Linked DNA regions of Mus musculus: region 1 is linked to region 2. A link is a loop called in an ENCODE intact Hi-C map of the cell type or tissue named here. Cell type or tissue: left cerebral cortex. All regions are shown on one strand. Links, peaks and the distances in the headings refer to the core of each region. The heading gives the core; the rest is flanking DNA.

Region 1 (10,694 bases), core at 2,385-10,384, 69 kb after region 2:
CCTGCACATATGACCTACATTCTGGATATGTTCATGCAGCTGGAAGAAAAGCACCAGTGGGAGAAGGTAGCTAACTCTCTGCTCTGCCCAGGCTCCTCTCTGCCCCTCTTCCTTATCTCTAGCCCTGGGGTGTTTGAAAGGCACAGCCCCTTGACAGGTATGAATACAGCAGACATAAGGGCTGCTCTCGTCTGGCCCATGGGTTTTCTGGAATTTATCTCACAGCACAGGCCTGAGTGAGTGCAGAGAACACTTGCAGCAGTAGTCCCTGGAAACCTGCTTTGGCCTTCTGCCTTGGCTGTTTTACAACTATACGTCTTACAGCTCTTCTAGCTAGCCAGTGTCTTCTCAGGTCTCTGGAATTTCACATGATGGAAAATCAAGGGACAAGGTAATTAGGATGCCCAGGTAGCCTTCCCCATAATACAACAAGGCTTCCAATGGGGGTCTTGACTTGTGTTTTAAATTGTCACTTCTGGACTGTCTGTGAAAGTCAAGTGATCTGCCCTCACACCTGGGTTGCCCCATGACCTTGTTTGTATAGGTAGAGACTTATCCAAGACTCTGGCTTCTGGGCGATGGAGATTTCTCCAGAGTCCATGAGATTCTGTGTAGCCAAAAACAATTTGGAGTTTTAAGTTGGAGGCCATGTTGTATTTTGATTTTTCTTTTCTAATTTGTTTTTATTTTATGTGTACAATGTTCTGCCTGTGTGTAAGTACTTCATGTGTATATTATATCCTCAAAGGCCAAAAGAGGGTGTCATATCTCCTAAAACTATAGTTTAAAAAGGTTGTGAGCATTCATGTGCATGCTGCAAACTGAATTAGAGTCCTCTGTCAGAGCAGTCCTCTTAGCCATTGAGCCATGTCTCCACTCCATCTGTTTTGTTTTTATATTAGGTCTTCCTTGTTTTCTTTTCGAATAATGCTGTGAGGCCAGAAAGATAGCTGAGCAGTTACAAGCACTTGCTGCCTCAGAAGAAGGCATAGATTTAGTCCCAGCATTCATTCTGGGCAGTTCTCAATCTCCTACAACTCTAATTCTGGGGGATCCATTACCTTCTTCTGCCTCCACAGACACCTATATGAATATGGGGCGCATATATATCTTCCAGCCACATGCATACATATAAATGAATATCTAACTAATGCTGGGTCAGAGTCCATTTTCTACTTCCTACTGCATAGAAGCAGAGAGCCCAGCATCACAGAAAACATCCTAGTCCACACCTTAGCATCCTTGTGCACTCATTTCTTCTGATGCAGGTTTAGAGGAGGTTCACTGTCTCCTCAGTTTCAGGTACAGAAATCATGAGTCATATTAATCCTCTCACTCCGGTGCGGTGTGCTGGGCATGGGAGGTTGCTGTGTTCTCTGACCCTTGTTTTGCCCACCTAGGACCATTGGTTTCTGCAAACCCTAGATTGTTAGCTAGCATCACAGCCCTGCAGGCACTGGCAGTGTGCTCTAGCCTCATCTGCCCTCCATGAAGAGCAGTGGCAGGCAGCCACTGCCTTGGCCGGCCCCTGTCTTAGACATGTGCTTCTTTGCCCATTGGCCCCTGGATCTCCTCATTTTGGCCATTTCACCCTGTGTGCTGTAATGTGTACTTATAGCACCTATCTGCTTGGTGGTAAGTGCTTTGGGGGCCTGGAACATCTATGACTAGTTCTCTGCTTGAAGGCTACCTAGAAGTGATTATTCTGATTCAGAACAGGGCATGTTGAGAGGGGGAGCTGGAATTGCATTTGGGGGCAGGTTGGATGGTTGACAGTGCCTTCGAGCGAGTGGATATCAGACTGAAGTAGGCTTTTCCTTCTTCCTGATGACACTAGCTGGCCCTGCCCTTACCCACTTTCTATCTTCTCAGATCCTACAGAAAGTACTCCAGGGCTGCCGAGAGAACATGCTGGGCACCATGGCCTTGGCTGCCTGTCAGTTCATGGAGGAACCAGGAATGGAGGTGCAAGTGAGGGAATCTAAACATCCCTATAACAACAACACCAGCTTTGAGGTACAGCTGACCGTCAGAAACTGTAGCTCCCTCTTCTCACCAGCCCTGACTAAGAACTAAAGCCAGGAGTCCTGGGTAGCCAGGTTTCCCCTTCTCCAGACTGAGGTTCATCAGCAGGAAAATGTGGGCTTCTGGCCTCAGAGGAGTCTCCTTTTCCCCAAAGTGAGCTCTCCCAAGTGAATCCCCCTCAGCTTCCAGCAGTACGGTTTGTATGCAGATCTAGAGTCAGCCTCTTTAACTGTCTCTTGATGACTAGGCCATAACTTGGAGACACAAGTCCCTTTTTCAGTACCTAGCACTCCAAGCTTCATCCATTCCATCCTGAATTTGTGTCTAAATAAAGAGGTAGGAAGGCAGGACCTTCTCACCTCAGGTGCTCTCACTGACCTGGTGCAATGCACCTTTCCTTAGCCCTCTAGACGTGTTGGGGCTGACAAGGCCTGGCCTTCTAAGAGGGAATAGCCTACAGCAGCTGGGACAGGGACACAGAAGCTGGCTTAGAAGTTGACTTGATCACCTGAGACATCATTTCACAGAGATGTAAACCTCCTCACCCTGTCCTTCTAAGCCTCCCCTCTCCCTTGTTCCCGAGCTTCACCTCATTGGCTCAGATGTCGAGTTGTCTGCAGAAAGGACCATCCCGTCATCCCATCTTCCCAACTGCCCCAGACTTGCCTTTGGGCCTCCTGTTGCTACACCTTCCCCATTCTCCCCACTCACCCCTGGCCTGGCTCCTCAGCAGCTCTTCTTCAGTATGGTCATGGCACAGCCTCTAGACCCACCTGAGTCACACCTTTCCAGTGTGCTCTCCACCTTTCCAGAGGCCCCTGCTGAGCCACTCTGCTGCTCATGTGTCCCTTCCCCAGAAGAGCTCCCTGTAAATACCCTATTCTGGCTGCCCACTGGGCCCCACCTTCACCGTCTTTGTTCAGTACCTTGGCTAACTTGAGCTGGAGGAAGGGGCTATGGCTTGTTCATGCTCAGTGTCCCTGGTTACAGTGACAGCCATAGTGGCAGCTAATGATTGTGACAGAAGTATTCTCTGCCTTCCTTCCTAGGATAAAGTTCACATTCCTGGTGCAATCTACCTCTCAATCAAATTTGACCCTCAGTGCAACACTGAGGAAGGCTGTGATGAACTAGCCATGTCCAGCAGTAGTGACTTTCAGCAGGACCGGCACAACTTCAGCGGGTCGCAACAGAAGTGGAAAGATTTTGAGCTTCCAGGTAATTTAAAAAAAAAAAAAAAAAGTCGCTATACAGACTTTTCCTTTAAACTTTTGTGTACATTTATTTGTTTGTTTGTTTGTTTACTTGAGGGGTTGAATATGTGTCACGGTGTACCTGTGGAGATCAGAGGACAACTGGTTGGAGTCAGTCTTCTCTACATGGATCCCAGGGATTGAACTCAGGTTGTCAGGCTTGGCACTTTTGCCCCTTGAGCCATCTCCCTGGCCCTATGTAGACTTCATAGGAAGCATTGAAACATAATGGTGAGAGCCAGTGAGATGACTCAATGGTAAGAGCACTTGCTGCCAAGCCTATCAACCTGAGTTCAAGCCCCGGGACCCACAAAGTAGAAAGAGAGAGCCAACTGCCCACATACCTTGGTGTGTACTACATACCTTGTGTGTCTACTCACACACACTTCTTAAGCCAGAGTTAGTAAAGAGAAAACAAACTTTTAAAAAACATAATATTTAGAAGAGAAATTGTTGGCAGGTTTTTAAATGAGCATTATGTATTTAATGAGAAATTGCTATCCTTGTTGCTACCATATCCTGACCTGTCTCTGGTTTGTGACCCAGGAGATACTCTGTATTACCGATTTACCTCGGACATGAGCAACACTGAGTGGGGATACCGATTCACTGTGACAGCTGGACATCTGGGGCGGTTCCAGACAGGTGTGTGCTCTCCGATTTGTGTTTGCATGCCTGCCCACCAGTCATACTGGCCAGAGGTATCATTATGTTAGTGACTCCCGTTAAAATCAGAGCAAGTTTTGTGTCTTTAGACCTTCCAAATGTGTCTCACAACCCCTATACCTGGCTTTCTTCACAAGGTCATGGATGGGCTGCTTGTACGCTTGAATGGTCAGATAAAAGAGCCTTCTGTCACCATCTAAAAGAAGACCCTTGGGGTTTTTTGCCAGGGCCTTTTGCAAAAATGAGGAACTGAGATGTTGTTCTTGTGTTATTTTACAAAAAGAAATTTAGTTTCAGCCAGAATGTAAATGTTCACAAGATTTCACCCTATCTATTAAAATGTGAATGGTTTACAAAATGTCAACTTTTAATGTAATAATTGTTTTTAAAATGTTTGTGTTTGGGATGGTACCAGGGTTTGAGATCTTGAAGCAGATGTTGTCTGAAGAAAGGGTTGTACCTCACCTCGCATTGGGCAAGATCTGGGAATGGCTGGTGGGTGTGGCCTGCCGCCAAACCGGTCATCAGCGCCTGAAAGCCATCCACTTACTACTGAGGATTGTGCAATGCTGCAGCCACAGGTAAGCTGTGGGCTCAGTCGCTGGAGATATCAGCTCCTATGTGACTGTAATTGTAATGTCATTCCTTTAAGTTTGTGGGTTTGTGCCCTGATTAAGTAATTTTTGCTTCATTCAAAGGTCATAAAGGTATCTGCTGTTTCTCTCTGGAAGCTTACTTGCTCTTCCTTTCACGTGACATCAGTCATCCACCTGGGATGAATGTTGGTAGAAGAGTTTGAGTTTTTAGTGTTTTGCTCTGGCTCTCTGCTTGTTCCAGATCCACCTTTGACCTGAGCACTCTGCACTGTTACCTCTGGTCTCACATCTTCATAACTTTGGGCGTTTTCTTGTCTGTAACCCGGTGATGTTTTAAACACTATAGACTTATGACTGATTTACATATCTAATCATTTAATTGTGGAAGTCTTTCAGCTTGCTTCTTCAAGATTGGCTTGGGTGTTTGGTTTTAAGATGAGGGCTCAATATGGAACCCTGGCTGGCCTAGAACTCTGAGTCCTCCAATCATAGCTTCCTGAGCACTGGAATTTCAGGTGTACCCCAGTATCCCCAACCTGTGTTGGGTGTGTTTTGTCACTTTTGGTTTCTGTTTGTAGACAGGGCCAGGAACTTTATAGATCAGACTGGTCTCAAACTCAGAGACCAGCCTGTGTGCAGCCCTGGCTGTGCTGAGCATTTATAACTAATTGCCTACCTTTTTCTAATGATTTATAGATAGTTTTACCCAAAGGTTACCTATCCATTTTTATATTAGCATGTTAATTTCTATATGTGCAGAAGATCAGGGTCATCCTAAACTACATATTGAAATTAGGGGCAGACCAGGATACATAAAACCCTGTCTCAAAAGAGGGGGGGTGGTAGATGAAGAGATGCTTCAGTCTGTAAAGTGTCTACACAAGCAGAAGGACCTGAGTTCAGGGCTTCAGCATTGGGAAAGGTGAGTAGCAACAAGGAGGTCCCTGGAACTCTTGGGCCAATCAGCCTAAATCTGAACTCATCTCCAAAAAAAAAAAAAAAAAAAAAAAAAGGGTCATGGGGCCAGAGAGATGGCTCAGCAGTGGAGAGAAAGAGAGAGAGCACTTGTGGCTCTTAGAGAGAACTTAGGTTCAAGTCCAGCACTTGCATGTAGCTCATTTTCCAGAACTCCAACTCCAGCTCCTGGGGATCCAGTGTCACCCTCAGACCTCCAAGGACACCAAGCATGCACATGAGTGCACATACACACAGGCAAAGTAGTCACACATAAAATAAAATAAATGTATCTAATAAAAATTAATATAAGGTACAGAGTGACTGAGAAAGACCCCTGGTGCTGACCTCTGGCTTCTACATGCCCACTCACAGCATCTACACACACATGGACATGAATATATACATAGGCCATACACAAAACACACACACAAAGCCATAAAAGTGGATCTTGGGCTGGCATGATGCCACATGCCTTAATCCCATCAAGGAGGCAGAGCAGTTGCATCCTTGGGAGTTGGAGACCATCCTGGTATACATAATGAAGTGCAGGCCAGTCAGTGCTGTGTGCTGAGTCCCTGTCTCAGATTGAAAAAGGTAAAACATTTTTTTCTGTGTTCCCATCACCCTTGTATGCATATCTGGGCCCTGTTGTTCATACTCCCAACCTCCACCATGGCCAGTGAAAATTTTTTTACAATGCTGGGACTTGAATCCATGGCCTTCCACATAATAGGCAGGAACTCTACCACTGAGTCACATATACCCCCAGTCTCCTAATAGCTCTGGATATCAGTTTGAGGGGAATCAAATTCCACAGAATGTTGATCCTCTAATCCACAGCCATTTTCTCTTTTTTCCATTGCATAGATCCTTGAAATCATTTATATATTTCTGTAGACAATTCATACAGAATTTGTTTGGTGTATTCCTAAGTATTTAATGTTCTTATGCTATTATAATTATTATTTAAATTTTTTGCTGGTTATGATGGTCTACGCCTATAATCCTACACCCAGAAGGCTAAATAATGTCCAAGGCCAGCCTGGGCTACACTGGTAAGACGCTCTCAGACTTTTGTTTTGCCACTGTATCACTTTGGCCTGTTACCGTATATCCAACATCTACTCTGAGTGGGGGGGTGGGTTAGGCTGTGCCCAGTGTGGCATCTGTGGTGGTGAGTTTTAGTTCTCTCCATGCTCCCTCACAGGAGCAGAGTTTGACCTTTTGCTCTGACAGGACTTCTGCTACAATGTTGAATAGAAGTAGGAATGTGTCTGTAGCTTTACAGCCCTCATCTCAGAAGAAATGTCTCATGGTTTCTGTGCTGTATACCCAGTAGCCATGCATCCCACCCACACCCCTGAGCAACAGGAGCTGTTCTTCCCTGCATTTTCTAGGTATGTGGATAAAATACACACACTGTATGAGTCAGTGAGAGGTGTTGGTATTCAAAGGAGAAAGGAATATGAAGATTTGTAAAATTAAAGGAATCTTGAAGTCATGAAGAGAAAGGGAACAGGGGGTAAGAGAGGGCAAGGGGTGCTTGCTTGTTAGTACTGTGTCCCCATATGCAGATATTGTGTGTCATTTAGCCCCAGATGAGCTCCCAGTAGAGCACCTGGATGGTATACTCTGTAAGCAATGTCACATTGCAAAGGTCTTCAGGCTGACAGGCCCTTCTGGCTGTAGTACAATGTTTTCCACAGTCTTCTGGCTTCTGCCAGTCTTCTTTCCAGGAAGGACTCCTGAACCTGGGGCAACTCTCATGTACTTCCCACTGGCCCTTCCATGCCAACATGACACCCTGTATCCCTCCATTATGAACCTGGAGGAAGACTTGGGGGTGATGAGGGTGAGGGACACACAACCTACTCCCCAATGCCTTGTCATACAGGCTTCTTGGAAAGTTAAAGACTTCTGGCCCAAGGATAATAGAAGCCGAGGAGAGGGCCAGTCTCAGAGGAGGGCAGCCTGCAGGTGCCTCCCACAAGTCCACTGAATCTGCCCATCTCCTCGCTTCATGAACACGTGCTCCTTTGGGGTAAATGATAGGCTCCAAGACAGCAGAGGGGAAGAGTCTTCTTCAAGTTATGAGAGAGAGGCAGTCACGCGTGTCTGATACACATGTGTGTCCTGTAGTGGAGCCCAGAGTAGTGTTGATTTCCTAATTTTTTCTTCTGAGAGGTTTTGACCTGGGATCACAGCCCCACCCACTGCAGGTTCAAACACTCAGGGTTCTCAGCACACGGGTCTGAGAAGAATCAGATCTTCTCCTGGAGGCAGAATTTCAGGTCCAGCAAGCTTGCAAGTATATTTTCCTTTTTATAATTATTGTATCTTTGAAAGAAAGATTCAAGTGTATCTTTCTCCCTCCCTTCCTCCCTCCCTATTTTTTTAAGACAGGGTTTCTCTATGTAGTTCTGGCTGTCCTGGAACAAATTTTGTAGACCAGGCTGGTCTCAAACTCACAGAGATCCACCTGCCTCCACCTCCTGAGTGGGTGGGAGTAAAGGTAGGCAGTGCCACCGCCCAGTGCAAGTATATTTCCTATTTTATAATTTAATATCAAAGTCATGTTTGTCTTCCTTGTCTATTCAGTAGTTCTCTGTACGTTTTATTTTATGTGTGATGTGTTATACCTTGCCTTTTCCACTTAATATTTAGCTTAAGGCTGCATGATAGCTCACACCTATAATTCCAGTATTTGAGGAGGCTGAGGCAGAAGGATTGTGAAGATTTCAGGGACAGCCTAGAGTATCTAGTGAAACATAATAAAACACATTTGCCTGGAGGTTTTTCAACTGTCATTAGAAGGTCTTTATAGGGACTATTTTTTTTTAAAGATTTTATTTATTTATTATATATAAGTACACTGTCGCTGTCTTCAGACACTCCAGAAGAGGGAGTCAGATTTTGTTACGGATGGTTGTGAGCCACCATGTGGTTGCTGAGATTTGAACTCCGGACCTTCGGAAGAGCAGTCGGGTGCTCTTACCCACTGAGCCATCTCACCAGCCCTATAGGGACTATTTTTAAAAACACACAGTTAGGGGCAACAAGTTAGCTCACTGGGCTAAGATACTTCCATTGAGCCTGATGAGTTTGATGCGCAGAACCCACATGGTAGGAAGAAAGAACCAACTCCCACAAGTTATCCTCTGCTCACCATGTGCATGCTAGGGTATACACACTCACACACACTCCCCCCCCCAGTAAGTAAATATATAAATAAATGATAAATAAATGTAAAAACAGTTAAAAGAAAAACTGCAGTGGCCCCTGTGAGCACACTTGCAGCCCTCTGGATTCTTTAGAGTCATTTTTGGGGTTTGGGCACTGCCCTGCTTCTTTACTGTTGGTGACTATGTGGCCATTTCAGAGAGAAGTGGGTGGCTATATTACGATGAGGTGGAAAAAGGAGAGCCTGACCTGCAGTTTCTTTCGTGACCTTCTTCTCAGTAAAGTATCCCCGTGCTTGCTCCCTCCAGTGACCTCTGTGATCTTGGGCTGTTGAAGCCCCTGTGGCAGCTCTTTACTCACATGGAGTATGGCCTGTTTGAGGATGTGACACAGCCTGGCATTCTCCTTCCCCTACACCGAGCCCTTACTGAGCTCTTCTTTGTCACCGAGAACCGTGCCCAGGTAAGGATGTGTCCACCTCTTGCCCTGAAGCCTTGGCAGAGAGGATACCTCTGTATGCTCTTACCAGTTCCTGCTCATGGCAAAACTAGTGTTACACCCAAGCCTGCAAGCCCAGGTTGTCCAGGCTTCAAAAGGAGGCCGACCTGGACCTACAGTCCAGCATCCCCAGAACACATACCCGTATTCTCAGCCCCAGGAGGAGAGAACCTCAGATCAACTTATATTGCTTATTTTGTCTGGCCTATAGCCAAAGGGGTCTAGGGACTGCCTTAGACTGGGACTTCTGGAAAATCAAACAGATATGTTCTTCCTCCTCCTCTTTCTTCTAGGCACAATAGACTCATTGAATTGCCACATGAAAGGGCCTTTCACAAGTCCTTTGCCTGTCTTCCTCAGGAAGACATGACTACCATACCCTGCCTGATCACCCTGTGGGCATCAGGGATAGCCCTGGAACCAAGTCCCTGGGCCTTCTAGATAGGTTCCTTCATGGCTGTAGAGTGTGTGGTGTCACAGGTGCCTCGAAGTGAGCTTGCTTACCCCCTGGAGGCTCCTGTCTGCCTGTGGGTGTCTGTGTTCAGCCCTCCTACCTTCCAGCATTCAAGGAGCCCATGCTGTCTTTACAGGAGCTTGGCCTGCTTCAGGAGTACCTGCTGGCCTTAACCACCGAGGACCACCTTCTCCGATGTGCAGCACAGGTACCTCCTCCCTGTCTTCCAAGAGTTAGCCTGTGGGTCATGTTCCTGTGACAGATAACACCCCCTCACTTGCCGGAACTGGGGGTGGGGCTGTGACTTAGAGTTGCATGACAGGTCCAGACCCTGCCAGAGTTTACATGGAGCTCAGCTGCTGTTCAGTCACTTCCTCCTGCTCTCAGAAAGAGCAGGGAGCCTCATTTATCACTGTCACTCATATTAAACTGTGGGGTCAGAAGACACTAGCAAGAATCTGGTCTCTGAAACCAAAACAGCCAGTGCCTTCACTTAACTACTCATTGGCCGATCTTGGAAGTTTCCACAGATTTAGATTCTAGATATTTTTGGATTTTTTTGGATGTACTTTGCTTCCCTGGCTAGAAAACTCCTCTTCTGACAGCTGTGCTTCTAAATGATAGAGGACCCAAGAAACCCTGTATACATCAGTGTGCATCATTAGAGGTTAGACTTAAGTGTCTAAATTAGAACAGTAATTAAACATTTATGTATCAATTCAATCTTTAAGACAGTAAACACATTTCATGTTAATGTGTTTTGGGAAAAATCTCTTCAAAACAAAATAATATTGAGGATGGCGGCCCTGGCTCCATTTTTGCAGACTTCTTTAATGTCTGGGTCAACAAAAGCTGGACTCTTGTACTCATCTGCCCTGTACTCATCCTGGAGAAAGAAGTGTTGTGCTCTACTATAGCAGACAGACAGCTGGGGGATCTCCAGCGCTCATAGAACGTTTCTCAGCTAGGCATCCACCTGGGACTCTTCCCAGAGCCTAATCCTTCAAGGAAGGCTCTATGTGGAAGGTTAGAAGTGTTTTGCTCGGAACTGGGGCTCCCCTACTA
Region 2 (10,694 bases), core at 851-8,850:
GCAGCAGCAGCAGCAGCAGCGGAGGAGGAGGAGCAAGGTGGCTTGATGCTGTGGGCCCTGGGGATGACTGAGTAGAGAGCAGAAGAGGAAAGGAGGCTGGCAGCACCAAGTTCGGGCAGGTGGAGAACTTGGTAGTACCCTGTTCTGAACTAGTACATGCTCCAGGGAGAAGCAGGATTATGGGAAGACAGGTAACTCAATGTTAGCCCTCTTGGGAAGATTTGAGATGTCCTACAGCCAGTAGGACAAACAGGTCAGCAGCTTAGAAGAGACTCTTGTATTGTAGGGACAGACATGACAGTCTTTGAAATGTTAATTAAAAACATAGGGTCCAGGTATGTAGCCTCATGACTATAATCCCAGCATTCAGGAAGCTGAGGTAAGATTGCTGAGAGTTCAAGACCAACCTAGATTAAGACCCTGTCTCAAACAAAACTAAAGGAAAATGTAGAGATAGAAGACATGGTTCTGGAGGACTGTAGACTAGCCAGACTACAGGCTACAGGTCACCCTGATGAGCAGCACTAGTTAAGAGACAACAGAAAACTTAGAGAATAGGGGACAAGCCAGGCCATACATACCTTCAGAAATCAGGGGATGGGTGTGGGTGGGTCATTAAGATGAAGGCTTAAAGTAGACATTGCTACAGAGGTCACTGCTGACTCATCAGATAGCATTGTCCTCCTTATTGCTGCTAGGAAGTTATCACTGTGAATCAGAGCCCTGGACTTGCCTTCTGGGCTATTGTATTTCCCAGGAGATCCTGTGAAAATACAGGTCTGATTTAGTAGTTATAGGAAGGACCTAAGTCTTCTTTTTCTTTCTTTCTTCCTCTTCCTTTCTTTTCCTCCTCTTTTCCTTCATTGCCTGTCTTGTTTGTGGTTTGTTTCTTGAGATTAGGTCTTATTAGCTTGGGCAGTTCAGAACGCCTCAGCTTCCTGTGTGCTAGGCTTACAGGTTTCCATCACCATACCCAGCATGATTTCTTTTTTAATAATGGCTGCAGGCACCACCTAATTTTAAGCAACTGTGTTCTCACTCTTGGGATATTAAAATAGGTCTTTTCCTCTAAACTTTTTGTCAAACAAGGTCTTTCATATCTTATGCAGGATGGGTTTTTTTTTTAACCTAAATACAGGCCTATTGATGAGTCCCTTAATGATTTGATCTGGTTTTAGCCTGAGTTATTCTTCAATGTAGGCCAACTTAGTTGGCCTACATATAATATCAGTCTCTCTCCAGTTGGAAATAACATTTTCTTGACCATTTTGTTGTGTTTTTCTGGCACTATGCTCCGGAGACAGCATCTGCCCACTGTACAGTGTGGTTTAGTGAGAGAACTTGCTTCTCCAGTACCTGACTCTGCCAGTTTTTTTAGGTTGCAGACTCTTTTGAGTAGACTTTCTGCCAGGCATGGTGGCAGGAGGATAGAAAGACATTGAGAGTTCAAGGTCAGCCTGGGCTACATAGCTGAGGATAGAACCAAGTTCTCACATATGCTGGGCAAATGCCATACCACTGAGATAGTATGCCCTCAAAGAATACATTTAAAATTCCTCAAACATGTATGATGGATGAGACTCATCGACAATTAGGGCTTAGCAAATTCCACCTGTCCTGTTATAATCAATTATACCACAAAAGATTTCTACCAAGAAATATTTGTGTGAGGAAGAGAATAAAATTTTTCCTTTGTTCCAGATCCTGTTGTACATTTTCTTCACTTTTCCCCATAGTTATCTGTGATTGCTAGACATGCTTATACAGTGAGCTATTAGTGTGAGAGTTGAGTCATAGGCCAAGTAGTATGAGATTTTAACAATGGAAACTTGAAGTCATGCATGGTGGCCTTTAATCTCAGCACTTGGGAGGTAGAGGCAAGCAAATGTCTGTTATAGCAACATAGTGAGTTCCAGAGTAGCTAAGGCTACCTAGTGAAACTGTCTCTAACCAACCAGCCAGCCAACCAACCAACCACCTGTCCACCCACCCAACCAACTAACCAAGAATGGTGCTTGAAAGAGTGCCTGCTGAAGAGGGAGCAGCACTTACCCATTCAGCTTTTAAGGAGAAAGATGCAATTATCCTTTGTTTTAAGGATGGAATGCTTCCTTTGGAGGACTTGCTAATCAACAGAGGTCTGTGAAGCCTGAGATTTGAGAGCTCCAGGATATGAGGCATCAACCCCTTCAGTTGTTTGTACATGACTCAGACCTCAGGGTAATTATACACACATTAGTCAGACCTAGGCAAGGGAAGCCACTCTTGCCTCTTCCTCAGTGATTACCAGAAATGCCCATCCTGGTATGTCGCTCTTCCATCTCACTGGAAATGCCTGGCTTAAATAACATTTGGATGAGACCTTGTCAGTCTCTGGAGAAACTTTGAAGCAAGAAAATGTCTATGATTACATTTGTATTCATTCGCAGGATTGGTTGCTCATCTGATGACCTTGGAGAGGATGATCCTATTGGCTGGTTTGAGCTAGAAGAAGAGTGGGATGAAGCAGATGTCAAGTTACAACAGTGCAGAGTTGCCAAAGTAAGCAGTAGCCAGGTTGTCCTTCACTCATTTACCTGCTTTCCCTTTCTACAAACATTGCTAACTGCACTAGCTCTGAGCCAACACTGGAACGTTAGAGGGGTTGGGAGAGACAGATGTGATATGACTATGACAGAGGGAGGTTTAACCCACCCTAGGGTTTACCAGAGAAGACTTCATCTGAAAGAGAGTGTGAAATTATGCCAAGTGCTGGAAGTGGATTGGACCATAATCTTTAGTTTGGTTGAGATGTGTCAGAAAGGCACACTGCAGTAAGTAGTACCCAGGCATAGATGCAAGAGGAATGCGTTTGTTCCCCCAGTTCTGAGAGTAGTAACTGCCTGGCCATGTCATTTATTTTTCTTAAGAATAAATCTTAGAATAAGTAAGAGAACTCTCTTCAGAGTTCACACACAGTATGTGCTCAATGCATATCTATGCATTTGAGTAATAAATTTCAGAAAGGCCTTTAATACTAGTGAGTTGCCCAGTAGGTAAAGACACTTGCTGCCAAGCCCAGGACCTGAGTTTGATCCCTGGGACCAATATAGAAGGAGAGAACCAACTCCTTCAGTTTGTCCTTTCACCTCTACAAGCACACTGTGAGATACATGTGCCCACATGTATAAAATAAATAACTACAACGTGAAACTGGAAATAAGACAGCAAGGCTGTTATGAGAGGAACTTTCCCTTGAGGGAGCAGTTTGCCCCAAGCTTAACTTCGGCAACACTTGGCTTTATTTGCACAGAGTAGAGGATAGCACAGAGCAGAGGATAGCACAGAGCAGTGCAGAGCAGAGCATAGAGCAGAGGATAGCACAGAGCAGAGCAGAGCAGAGCACAGAGTAGAGGATAGCACAGAGCAGAGCAGAGCAGAGGATAGCACAGAGCAGAGCAGAGCAGAGGATAGCACAGAGCAGAGCAGAGCAGAGCAGAGCAGAGCACAGAGCAGAGGATAGCACAGAGCAGAGCAGAGCACAGAGCAGAGGATAGCACAGAGCAGAGCAGAGCACAGAGTAGAGGATAGCACAGAGCAGAGCAGAGCAGAGGATAGCACAGAGCAGAGCAGAGCAGAGCAGAGCAGAGCAGAGCAGAGCACAGAGCAGAGGATAGCACAGAGCAGAGCAGAGCAGAGCACAGAGTAGAGGATAGCACAGAGCAGAGCAGAGCAGAGCAGAGGATAGCACAGAGCAGAGCAGAGCAGAGCAGAGGATAGCACAGAGCAGAGCAGAGCACAGAGCAGAGGATAGCACAGAGCAGAGCAGAGCAGAGCACAGAGTAGAGGATAGCACAGAGCAGAGCAGAGCACAGAGTAGAGGATAGCACAGAGCAGAGCAGAGCAGAGCACAGAGTAGAGGATAGCACAGAGCAGAGCAGAGCAGAGGATAGCACAGAGCAGAGCAGAGCACAGAGCAGAGCAGAGCACAGAGCAGAGCAGAGCCTTGCTTCCAGTGCGTGACTTGCATGTGCTGCTTGGATCACTGAAGTGATTTCTTAGGGCGCTGTTTTCATCAAATACATGGTTTTTGTCTTAAAAAGCAAACATACTTCTCTCACTCCTGCCTGGATATTTGCCTTTCAGAAGGCCACTGTTCTTGGTATGACCCTAACAAAACCTGACTTATTCTGCATTTTGTCTTTTTTTCTGTTGCCTGAAGATACTGAATTTATTCTGTTTCAAGTACTGGGCATGATGTTGCTTTATAAAATGTTTGTTAAAACCAAGAACTTTTCTAAAAAGGCCTTTCAGTGTTCTTTCATTGTACTTAGGGATTCCAAGTCCTTTTCTTTTATCCTTTCTAGTTCTTGATGGTGAAGTTCCTCTGCACCCGCCAGGAGTCAGCTGAACGGTTGGGCGTGCAAGGCTTAAGCATCAGTGGGTACCTCCGGCCTGCAAGGGCAGAAGCGGAACAAAGCATCCTCTATGCCCACTGTAGAAGGGACACAGAGAATATTCATGGGGCCACCCTGCTTCTTAGGACTCTGCAGTTCATCCAGCAGCTTTCCCATGACCTGGTAGGTTTCTTCCATTATTATACAACACTCCCCTAGAAGTGACTGACAGTGTCAAGGGAAGTGGGCGACCTTTGAGACTTAGCCCCGCTGAAGTGATGGCAGCATTGATGAATATAGCAGATATTTTACTGCACGATAATATAAAAAGGCTGGAGAGAGTGGACTTTGGCACCAGTCTGTGGAATACCACATGGTGTGTGGCCATTGTTGTAAGGTCCCATGGAGTAGACCTGCAGGCACATGGTACTGTCCCTACTTGTGCTTGCCCAGGGTTGGCAAACACAGCAGCATCATGAGATCTTCTTTAAGTCTTAAAATTACTTCTCATATCTGGAGGGGAGTTTCATTTACTAACGTGACTAAACTATCAGGATTTGAATTTTAAATATTTGGGGTTTGATGCTGACTTTTACAGTTACTAGTAAATCATTGTATCAGTTCACTCAAGAGAGTCGTACTGCCACCACTGTGGAATACTTCAGGGAAAAACTTGTGTGTGTATAGCAGTGTCCACCCTTAGCTTTCTTTTCTCTTCATTGCACAAGAAGCTATTGAGCCAGTGTACAGATGGTGTTTGGGTCTCTGTTCACTAAGAACTCTTATCACAGCAAAAAAGAAGAGAGGCCTAGTGATAGTAGCTAGGTTACAACAGACGTGCAGCTCACATGTAGGGAAGTCAGGATAATCCTGGGCACCACTATCATGTAAAGTTAGGCTGATGTTTATGAAGTCAGAGCCTCTGTGGCCACGTGTGTATTACATACATTTGCATGCACGTGTGCACATATAGACACATAGACACACAAAGACACACATACATAGACCACACAAAGATACATTACAGACACAAACATATACATATACACAGACACACACATGCACCTAGGCACACATGTACATAGAAACACACATACACATACACACACATTTCTGAGTTGTATGAAAATTTCACTCAGGTGGGTCATCTTACTTCTTAACCATAGCAAGTAAATGATACATCTCAATATTTCTGTAAATATATTTTTTAATTTTGCTTTTTTTCTTGTCTTTATCATTTTTTAGATGCAGCAAAAGGAAAGTGGCTTAAAACATAAGTCTTTCCTGGACTTTGCGGGTCTTGATTTGCAGATCTTCTGGAAATTTTACAGTAAATTAAAGCAAAAGTAGGTCAGAACTTGTTATAAAGTGACAATCATAAGCAAAGCTGAAATGGATATTTTTTCCTTCTAAACATTTTTTTCTTGTATGTATTCTTCTGATTTGAAAGATTTGATTATTGAAAATGGCCCTCAAATTTCTATAACATTTTTAGGAAGCATTTCTCAACCATTTCCTTATTGACTGTCCTCACAGCTGATAGGATAAACAGGTTAGACATTATGGTGTTGTAGGTTGAACATCTCTAATTCAAAATTACAAAATTGAAAAATGTTTTTATGCCACAAGTGGAAAATTCCACATCTCACTTCATATCACAAATCACAGTCAAAATGCAAGCTGAGCTAAAAATACTGTATGGCTGGGAATAGTTATCCAGCCACAGCCACAGTGCTTACTTAGCCTGCGCAGGCCCTGGCTTCAGTCTCTAGTAACATAGAGCTTGTAAGCATGCACAAGGCCCTGGCTTCAGTCCCCAGCACTGAAAAAAAAATTGTACACAAAACAAATGAGTTTCATATTTAAAAAATTATCCATTTGTTTATTTATGTGTTTGTATGAGTTTATGCTCATGTGTGTGGGTATGTGGACCTATGTGTATGTAGAGGCCAGAAGAGAACATTGGATATTCCATTTTCTTAGCTAGGCTAGAAGCCAGTAAGCCCCAGAAACCCTCCTGTCTTTTGTGCCCACCACCACCACCACCACACACACACACCTTAGAGCTGGGTTACACACCTTAGAGCTGGGTTATTCACAGGTATGCCTAGCTTGTTACAAGGGCACTGGGACATGAATGCCAGTTCTTATGATTCTGGAACAAGCCATCTCTCTAACTCCATGAATTTCATGTTTAAACTTGGACCCTGACTCCCAAGAGAGCCTTCTTCTCTCTCCTGTCCATTTCCCCTCCCCTCTGATGCGTGCATGTGCAAATATTCCAGAATCAGGAAAAAAGTTTCAAAGTTTATGACTCTTTTGTTCTGATCACAGCCTTTTAAGTGAAGGACATGTTTAGTCTCCACATTTTACAGGTGAAGTAACAAAATCAGAAATATGCCTCCTTCCCCAGTGGGCATTCAGACAGGGTCTGTTTCCGGTGTCTGGCAGTGTTCCTTGTGTTCCTCCCAGCTTCCTCTGGCTTGGCGTTCCTTTACTGAGCCTGCTCTCTTGAGGGAGGGTACACGGTACCTGCTGTTCTGCTCTCTGATGGTCTTTGTCCTCTGCAGCCGAAGGGAAGAATGTATCTGTGCACAGACCCTTCTGCTGAAGCTCCTGCAGAGCTGCTTCTCAGTGCTGCAGGGTGACCCACAAGCTGCCTCAGAGGAGGAGAAGCCTACAGCGCAACGCTCTGAGGGAATACAGGCTGCCAAGGAGCTCTACACACACTTATGTAATGGTAGGTGCTGGGGTGTGCCTTGAATGTGACTTTGCACTGGTGACTATAAGCCACTTGACTATAGAAGTATGAGGGTCTAGTGATTATGTGAGCCAGAAAGAGATTGGTGCTACATGAACCTGCTTTTCTGCCTCCCTCCCTCTGTTCCTTTTCTTTCTTTTTTTCCTTAAGAATGGGTCTCATGTATCCCAGCTTGCCTCTGGCTCACTTAAATGGTTGCGAATAATCTTCCTGTTTCTACCTCCTGGGTAATGAAATTATAGGCAATAGGAATTATAGGAATAGGAATTATAACACAATACTCAGGGTTTTTAAAGTTTTTTAATTCACTTTACATCCTGGTCACAGCTTCCCTTCTCTCCTCCCCTCCTAGTCCCTCCCTCTCACCTCACTTCCTCCCATCCACTCCTTCTCAGAAAAGGTGAGGCCTCTATGAGTATCATTTAGCTTTGGCGTATCAAATTGCAGTAAGACTAGGCACATCTTCTATTGAGGCTAGACTAGGCAGCCCAGTTAGGGGAAAGGGATCCAAAGGCAGGCAATGTAGTCAGAGGCATCCCTTGCTCCTGATTTAGGAGTCTCGTGTGAAGACCCAGCTGCACAACTGTTACATGTGTGCAGAGGGCCTAGGTCCATCCCATGCATGCTCTCTGGTTGGCAGCCTGGTCTCTATGAGCCCCTACGGACCCAGGTTAGTTGATTCTGTAGGTTTTCTTGTGGTATCCTTGTCCCCTCTTCCATAGGATTCCCCAAGCTCTGCTTAATGTTTGGCTTTCAGTCCCTGCCTCTGTTTCCATTAGTTGCTGGGTAAAACCTCTCAGATGACAGTTATGCTCCTGTCTACAAGTATAGCAGAGTATTATTAATAGTGTCAGGGTTGAGCTCCCTCTCATGGCATGAGTGTTTCAAGTTGGGTGAGTCATTGGTTGGCCCAGCCCTCAAGTTCTGCTCCATCTTTTATCCCTGCACATCTTGTAGGCAGGACAGATTATGGATCTAAGGTTTTGTGGCTGGGTTGGTGTCCCAATCTATCCATTGGAAGTCTTGCTGGTTACAGGAGATGGCCTGTTCAGGGTCCATAATCCCTCATTGCTAGGAGTCTTATCAGGGGTCACCCTCATGGATTCCTGGGAGTTTCCATTGTCCTAGATTTCTAGTTCGTCCCAGAGATTCCCCCAACCCCTAGTTGTTTCCCTGTACTTTCTCCCTCCATCCTCCCCCGACTCATCCCTCCTGTTTTCATTCCCACTCCCTCCCCGACACAGTCCCCTGCCTCCACTGCCCACTCTCACATGTCTAATTTATTTCCCCTTCTCAGTGAGATTCAAGTGTCCCCCTTGGGCCCTCCTTGTTACTTAGCTTCTTTGGGACTGTGCATTGCAGCATAGTTACCCTGACCTTTATGACTAATATCCACTCAGAAGTTAGTGTATACCATGGTTCTTTTTCTGGGTCTGGGTTACCTTACTCAGGATGATCTTTTTCTTGTTCACAAAACTCATTTTTATATAGTCCTGGGCCTCAAACCCAGAGCTTCACAAATGCTAGGCAAGCACTCTGCCATCTGATTTATATCCCTGTCACAACAGGAGAATTTTTTTGATACCTTTTGGATTACTGTTTTGAGTTGAGGGTTTGTTCTTATACAGCTGACTTCCTCCAGTTTCAGATACAGTTCTATTTTATTGAGGGTAATTACTTTCACACTTTTCAACCTCAATGTCATTCAAGACTCTGGATGAGGCCCTTAGAGAGAGAGAGAGAGACTATAATAACAGTTGAGGATGAAGCACATGCCACATCTGAGAACCTTTTAAGTCTTTATCTCAAGTGTGTCTCAAGAGAACAGAGAAATCAAGATATAGAAACTTGTCCAGGTAGTCTTTGTTTTAGTCATATGTCAATAAAAACTAACTTGCCTATACTGCTAAATCTATACAAAGAAATCGTTTGCTCTGGTACAAAGGACAAAGTGGAGAGTAGTGATTTGTAATCAGGTTAGTTAGGGAATAGAAGGAATGTGTTAGAGCTGATCCATTGTTCTTTCTCATTAGTGGTAGATAAACCTAATGGAAATTCCATGCCCATGGAGATCCTAAAACAAGAAGTGAGAAACACTCTTCTCAATGGGGCTGCCATCTTCTTTCCTGATCGACAGACCCGGAGAAGCCAGCTCTTCACCATGATGGTAATTATGTACCGAAGTGTGGATTCCATGACTGAGTTAGTCTTTATCTTCTCTAAACACATGACAGCATTTTCTGATGTGCTCACTATACGCAGAGCTTTGTGTGAGATTTTAAAGGACAGGCACTGTGCTCAATTTGGATTTCAGAGTTTATTCTCTTGCTTAGTCACAGTGTAGTTTCCACTCTTATGACTTGCCGACAATCGAATTTTTATCTTTTCTTTCCCAAATTATGAGAAAAATTTAAAGGAATAACATAGTGAATCCTCATCACCTAACTTTGACAGTGGCACTCAGGCTAATCTTGAGGTATATCTGTGATATATATATATATATACTCAGGCTAATCTTGAGGTGTATCTGTGATATACCTCACTTACTTTTCAATATACACACCCACCCAGTGTCATTTTGAAGTAAATCCCTGACCAATTTTATTCATAACTATCTCAGTATATAACTGAAGAAAATCTAATGGGGTGTGACTCCTCAGCTGGTTCTTCTTACCCTCCTAGGGCCCCCCCCTCCTACATTACTCAGATTCAGTACCAGGGTAGAAGGTGCTTTTCATAGTTAAAAGCACTATAGTGTCAAATGGAACATTTTATACCAAATACTCTTGCATTTATTTGCTGGAAGCATTCATCAGGTAGCTGAATGAATTACTTTTGTTTTTGTCATCGTCGTTGTTGTTAGCATGTGCCACACGTGAAACATAGAAGGCATTTGGCCACTTGAATGGTGTTAGTGTCTTTTAGCAAAGCAGCCTTGTTTCGTTCTCTCTGTTCATCCCTTCAGAGAGGGATTAGGTTGGGTGTTTTTTGTTGTTTTTTGTTTTGTTTTGTTTTTTCACTTTACATCATCATGAATTAAAAGCACTGCTAATTTTTATGTTGCTAAACAATTCTCTCGTTAGGCAACTGTGTTCATTGTGACCATCTCTTATCTTCCCAACTGTACTGTACCAAGTAGAGGCCTAGGTCTTAAATCCTCTGGAATCTCCCTTAGTGCCTTACATCGAAATTGGTGTTTAGGATCACTATTAAGCCATAATATTTCCTTCCTTGTTCATCCCCAAGATCACACATGAATATCAACATTGTAACATAAGCATTCCAAAATGTAAAAGCCCTGCAGTCTTTAAAAATCCAGTCTCTTTAAAATATTTAGTCTCTCTTAAAATCCAGAGTCTTTGTAAATTCCAAAATCTGTTTAAAAATTCAAAGTCAACTATGGGCTCCTAAAAAATCAAAAATAAGTTAAATACTTTTTTGTACTTCAAGAGGGAAGAACCAGGGCACAGTCACCATCAAAGCAAACAACCCCAAATTCCAAGTGTATAAATAGCCCAATGTCTGATACTGGGATTCACTCACAATCTTCCAGGCTC

Evidence for each region. Peaks named below come from ENCODE experiments on the same cell type or tissue, not always from the same donor. Only the 100,000 strongest peaks of a DNase experiment are listed, where the experiment ranks them.
Region 1: it touches region 2 in a loop (1.9-fold over the local background); 2 of 42 quality-filtered maps call a loop at or near these places.

Annotation. Positions count from the first base shown.
Region 1 is chr11:72,913,345-72,924,038 of GRCm38, forward strand. It overlaps Zzef1 (zinc finger, ZZ-type with EF hand domain 1), which reads left to right. Exons shown (of 55, transcript NM_001045536.2): 48 at 1-66; 49 at 1,873-1,971; 50 at 3,129-3,243; 51 at 3,825-3,923; 52 at 4,360-4,525; 53 at 8,986-9,139; 54 at 9,766-9,837. Among named protein-coding and RNA genes, the nearest start is that of Gm34704, 22 kb to the right of the region's middle. In left cerebral cortex, for the core only: no CTCF peak of the experiment used is centred there; DNase peaks (open chromatin) are centred at 6,857 and 9,903.
Region 2 is chr11:72,846,213-72,856,906 of GRCm38, forward strand. It overlaps Zzef1 (zinc finger, ZZ-type with EF hand domain 1), which reads left to right. Exons shown (of 55, transcript NM_001045536.2): 12 at 2,430-2,541; 13 at 4,347-4,559; 14 at 5,622-5,722; 15 at 6,947-7,116; 16 at 9,171-9,304. Among named protein-coding and RNA genes, the nearest start is that of Gm26121, 30 kb to the right of the region's middle. In left cerebral cortex, for the core only: no CTCF peak of the experiment used is centred there; DNase peaks (open chromatin) are centred at 2,201, 4,450, 6,113 and 7,078; H3K27ac peaks cover 1,476 bases.